2 separate regions of the Homo sapiens genome follow, and region 1 is linked to region 2. Evidence: chromatin loops called from intact Hi-C (ENCODE). Cell type or tissue: heart right ventricle. All regions are shown on one strand. Each heading gives the region's core, and the rest is flanking DNA. Links, peaks and the distances in the headings are about the cores only. Region 1 holds the start of LOC105372157 (a long non-coding RNA gene). Region 2 overlaps RNF152 (ring finger protein 152).

Evidence for each region. Hi-C counts contacts between places; a loop is a spot of excess contacts. Peaks named below come from ENCODE experiments on the same cell type or tissue, not always from the same donor. Only the 100,000 strongest peaks of a DNase experiment are listed, where the experiment ranks them.
Region 1: it touches region 2 in a loop (4-fold over the local background); 2 of 110 quality-filtered maps call a loop at or near these places.

Annotation. Positions count from the first base shown.
Region 1 is chr18:61,651,283-61,654,201 of GRCh38, forward strand. LOC105372157 (a long non-coding RNA gene) reads left to right here and starts at 790. Exons shown (of 3, transcript XR_001753472.2): 1 at 790-831; 2 at 1,004-1,121. In heart right ventricle, for the core only: no CTCF peak of the experiment used is centred there; no DNase peak of the experiment used is centred there.
Region 2 is chr18:61,885,792-61,888,710 of GRCh38, forward strand. The region is part of intron 1 of RNF152 (ring finger protein 152); the gene reads right to left. Among named protein-coding and RNA genes, the nearest start is that of RNF152, 5.8 kb to the right of the region's middle. In heart right ventricle, for the core only: no CTCF peak of the experiment used is centred there; no DNase peak of the experiment used is centred there; H3K27ac peaks cover 406 bases.

The sequences.
Region 1 (2,919 bases), core at 201-2,700, 230 kb before region 2:
GAGGACTCAGGTTACTGGGAACCTTCATCAGACACCCAAGGTAATAGCCAAGGGCTCTGGCCTTGAAACCAGCCCTGCCTGGGTTCAGATTCCATCTCCACTACTTAATAACCACATGACTTTGATGGAAAACACTGACACCCATCTTATGAGATTACATCTAAAAAACAGTAAGCAGCATTTCTTAGCATTCAATACACAGTAGCTCTTATGCTTTTATTAATTATGACTATTTACTGATAACACAAAAAGTTTTTAAAACATTTTGAAAAGAAACAAAGCCACCTGTGGAAGTCAATTGACAAAGACCCATTATTCAAAGTGCACTGAACATATTTGTTAGAAGCAAACGAAAGGAGTCCCTCGTAAGAGGCCTAAAACCAAGAAACAAATATTCTTATTCAGATGTCCTGAAGCAAGCCAATATGGAGCAACCAACCAGCCAAACAAAAATATCCTCAGACCTGGAGGAGGAACAAACTCCAGGCCAAAACCGTTTCTTTGTTGACACAAATTAAGGGGTAAAGCCAATTCCTTACTGAAAAAGAATTGAAATTTATAATAGAACTCATCTTATATCTTTAATCATTTATCATATATGATATAAAACCTGTAAATAAGCATTATTCTAGAGTGGTTTCAGTCATTTTCAAATTATTTGTTTGTATAAGATCTGGAGTTAATAAACCCCTGCAGGTATTTATTCAACCAGAGAAGCTGCCTGTGGAGCTGACTGGCCTCTCCCAGTCAAGGCCCCGGAGAAGAATGGAAAAACCAGTTCAGCTTATTTCCTACTGGGAGTGAGACAAGTGGCGCAGTCATGGGAGAAAGGTCACCTAAAGAGAAATTAACTGAACAGTCAGGGCATAAATCAAAGGGGAAAGAGTCACTTTTATACATCCGTCTCCATGATTTTCATGTCCAATTTATCAACAAGTTCTCAATTGTTCCACCAAGAGTACTTGAATCCGTCACTCCTTTTTTTTTTTTTTTTTAAAGACAGCATCTCACTCTGTGGCCCAGGCTGGAGTGTGGTGGCACTATCACAGTTCATTACAGCCTCAACGTCTCGGACTCAGATGATCCTGCCACCTCAATCTCCCAAGTAGTTGGGACCACAGGTGAGTACCACCATGCCCAACTAATTTTTTTTCTATTTTTTTATAGAGACAGGATCTTCCTAGGTTGCCCAGGCTGGTCTTGAACCCCTGAACTCAAGCGATCCACCTACCTTGGGTTCCCAAAGTGTTAGGATTATAGGCTTGACCACCATTCCTGGCCCATTGCTCTATGTTCATGGCAAACACCTCTCCTCTCTTAGTTCCCTCAAATCAATTCCCCATTCAACAGCTAGAATGACCCTTTTAAACCTAAATGCATCTCATTGCATTCACTGCTTTGACTCCCAAACCCTTGATGGCCATGGGGCTCCTGCTCACTCCTGTCAGTCACTCTCCTTTCAGTTTCTCAAACACGCCACTCCCTTGGGGGCCTTCATACAGCTTGTTCTCTCTCATTGCTATTCTTTTCTCCTGCCTTCTAGCCCCAACCCATCTCAAAAGTGATTTATTTATTTAGGTAGGCCACTGCTGACTGCCCTCATTTAATTAGATCTTTCATTTCATTTTTCTTTTTCTTTTTTTTTTTTTTTTTTTTTTGAGACAGAGTCTCACTCTTGTCACCCAAGCTGGAGTGCAATGGCACGATCTCAGGTCACTGCAACTCCACCTCCCAGGTTCAAGCGATTCTCCCATCTCAGCCTCCTGAGTAGTTGGGATTATAGGTACCCACCACCACACCTAGCCAACTTTTGTATTTTTAATAGAGAAAGGGTTTCACCATGTTGGCCAGGCTGGTCTTGAACTCCTGACCTCAGGTGATCTGCCCGCCTCAGCCTCCCAAAGTGCTGTGATTACAGGTGTGAGCCACCTTGCCCAGCCTTATTTCTCTTTCTTCATTTATTACCATTTTTAATTTGTGTGTTATATGATGCATATATGTAGGCATGTATGTTATGTTTAGATGTATGTATGCATGTGTGTTTATACATACGTGTGTGTATGTCTATGTAAATATTTTAAAATATCTGTCTCTCCTTCAAGACCTGTAAGTTCTAGGCAGGTAGAAACCATCTATTATGCTTATCACCATATACCCAGCACCTAGCAGAGTACAATATGCCATGAAGGCAGTCAATAAATACATGTTGAACAATTAAATAAATGAATGTGCATGGTTTACTTGAGAGGGAAGAAGGAAGAGGCAGAGATGTACGATTCATAGTGTAGCCACCAGGATAATGATTTTCCTGGGAGAGGAAAACAATATTTAACCAGTTGTCAACAGATGCAGGAAAATTGAAAAGCAGGTATTTTTATTTAAAACAGAAATTCTACACTTTCTTTAACTGTATGGTACACCCCTCACAAAGACTTAAATGAAGGTATGTCATCACAATTCACAAGTAGAAATTTCTTCTTCTTACAAAGCCACAAGTAGAAACACTCCTTATGCTTCTGAACTCAAAAGTGAGATGATTTGATGACAAGAACCAAGAATTTGCTGCGGAGAAACAGTGGCATCCTGTTAATTTGTGTGTTTTCTCTGCTTTCCCAGGAACAATAGGCTATTTTTGCCTGTACTTGTGAGTGCTAACCTACCACCCTAGATCTCATTCTTTTAACAGTTGGCTTTGTTGCTGATTTGCTTTTCACCCCTTTAACTGATAGGCTTGGGAGTAAGCAGAGATAAATACAGGCAGTGTTAAGGATACAGGACTTTGGCCCCCTAAGGTGATAACAAAGACTCCCTTCCAATAAGAACCTTAGAAAAGGGAGAATTGTTTCCAAAATCCCTACCCAACTGTTCTATATTCCAGAAGCTATTAATTTTCTCTGCTCTCACCATAGGAAAATGTTT
Region 2 (2,919 bases), core at 226-2,725:
AGGTATTGAAGCCTTTAATTATAAACGCAGGTGGGGCAGTCAGCGGTGGGCAACTACACCCAGTCATCACAAATCCAGGCATCAATGCCTGCTCCGTTAGATTGTGGGGTGGTCTGGTAGGCTGTAAAGTCCTAAAGCTGCTTGTTGTATGTCACCAAGTAGAGGTTTTTTTTCTTTTGCTTTCTTTTGCTTTCTTTTTTTTTTTTTTTTTTTTTTTTTTTTGTGGGCAAAGTAGGAGGCAAATGGAAGTTGAAAAACAGGCTTTGAGTAACAACTAATTTTGTTAGAATCATGACCCTCATTGAGAACATTCACCTCCCAAACATTGGTATACGTACTGCAGCCTGGTCATTCTAATTTGATTCAACATTTAATCATTATTAATGCAAGTAGGGGAAGCTCTTAAAAATAAGTTTCTATCTTCTTAACTTCCTTTAAGACTTCAAGCTAAAAGGGTCTAAAATTCCTTTAAATCACTGTAAGTCAAAATCGTTTTCTGTGTTGTCAAAGAGTCACCAATGATTTGTTTATTGAGCCCTTCCTGTGTACAAACACGGTGGCAAACACACAATGGTGTAAAGCCTCATCCAGTCATCTTTAAGGAGCTTGCAAGAGAACTGAGATCTCTTTGAGTGCCTATACAACCAATCTGTTTTTCACTTTCAATACAGTATTCAATAAACTACATGAGATATTTGATGCTTTAATACAAAATAGGCTTTTTGTTACATGATTTTGCCCCCATTGTAGGCTAATTGCAGGTCACAACTGCTACATCAGCCAGCCACAGGCCCCCTTGGAAGGAACTGTGCCCCCAACCCTCTCCTGCACTAAGCAGGTCCAGGGTGAATGATAACTGGAAGGGTCCCATTCACTGGAACTCTTGGGAAATGTGGCTTGATGACAAGACATCCTGGGACATCTCTTCAATTCACCTCCCTTTATGCAAACAAGCTTGAGTGAATTTCTATTCTTTGCAATTAAACAGAAAGAAAAAGACACTTCAATCGTAGGTGATAATACAAGACAATCTATGACAAGTGGCCTTTGTAGAATGAATGAATGAATGTTGAATGAAATGAGAGATGGAGGCAATTTTGCCAGAGAACTTTGGATTATAAAGAATTTCTAAAGGCTAATGTGATCAAGTTAAATTTTTCAGAAGAGTTGAGAGCTGAACTGAGGCTTCGATGATAGGATAGAGGCAGAGGAAGGAAGAGGACATTTTAGGCCACAGAATGTGCTAGAATAAGAAAGAGGCAATGAAAAACATTTTGGGCAACAGTGGATTAACCATCCCAGCTAATGTTCAGTTTTAAAGTCAGGCGGAGCAAAAGTCGAGGTTGGAAAGGAAGTTTGGGGTCAACCTGGGGAAAACTTGAAAAGCAAAACTGAAGAATATGAGCTTCCTCCCACAAGGGCAACTAAAAGTTATTAAGTGAGGGGATGAAGGATTAATTGGCCTAATGGTCTAAGAGTGACAGCATTTTCCAAACTGGAGTGGGGTGGGAAAGCCAGAAAGTGAGCAAGACCATTGTCATAGCCCAGAGAGAAACAAGGTTCTTGACTAAGATGCGGCAGTGGCAACTGTCACTAAGTGAATCTGTCAAGGAGCAGAAACAGCAATAGTAAGAAGAATGCTCCTGGCTAGGTGCGGTGGCTCACGCCTGTAATTCCAGCATTTTGGGAGCCCAAGGCGGGTGGATCACGAGGTCAGGAGTTCAAGACCAGCCTGGCCAACATGATGAAACCCTGTCTCTACTAAAAATAGAAAAAATTATCCCAGTAATCCCAGCTACTCGAGAGGCTGAGGCAGGAGAATAGTTTGAACCCAGGAGGCAGAGGTTACAGTGAGCTGAGATCATGCCCCACTGCACTCCAGCCTGGGTGACAGAGTGAGACTCCATCTCAAAAAAAAAAAAAAAAAAAAGAATGCTCCCTATTTCTACAGTATCTGTCAAAGCTTTTACCAAAATCTCTTCAATTCTTGTCAAACCTCAGTGAGGAGTGCACCAAGTGTGATTATCTGGATGTCTAGATCAGAACTGAGCCGGGAAAGTTACACTTCCTTGGTAGGTGGGAATGCGATAGTGGCAGGGGAGAGGAGGTTGTAGAAAGAGAAAATACAAGCACAGAACACAGCATTTGGAGATTCTACTTCCTCATAACTTTGCTCCCACCAGCAGCACATCTTCATTTGCTCAGCCCCTCCTTTGCATGAAAGGCAGGTAACCAGGAAGTCTATGTGATGTTTGAGTAAGTTTCATCATGCAGGATGTTTGCAATGAGTTTTATTTATGCAGGCATTAGTATATCAAGGGGTAAATAAGGCATCCTCTCCACTCCTAGGCGATCACAAGCAGCCCCCTCACAACTCCACGAAGAACGTAGTCCAGGCCTTAGCAGCCAAACGTGATCTAGGCCAAGAAATCATGGACATCAAGAACCACCCAAAGGAGATGCAGGTCACAGATACACTATTTGAGGTCTCCCTCTTTAAATCCTACAATGACAGTGAGTCAATTAGAAATTGAAAATCCCTAAGCATGTAACAAGCACAGACGGTTCCCTACTTACAACTGTTTGACCTATGACCTTTGATTTTTTGACTTTACAATGGTGTGAAAACAATACACATTCAGTAGAAACCGTACTTTGAGTGCCTATACGACCAATCTGTTTTTCACTTTCAATACAGTATTCAATAAACTACATGAGATATTTGATGCTTTAATACAAAATAGGCTTCTTGTTACATGATTTTGCCCCCATTGTAGGCTAATGCGCATTTCTGGGCACAGTTAAGGCAGACAAGGCTGAGCTATGATGTCAGTAGGTGTATTAAATGCATTTTCCACTTACAATATTTTTAACTTATGAGGGGTTTATGAGGATATAACCCCACTGTAAATTAAGAAG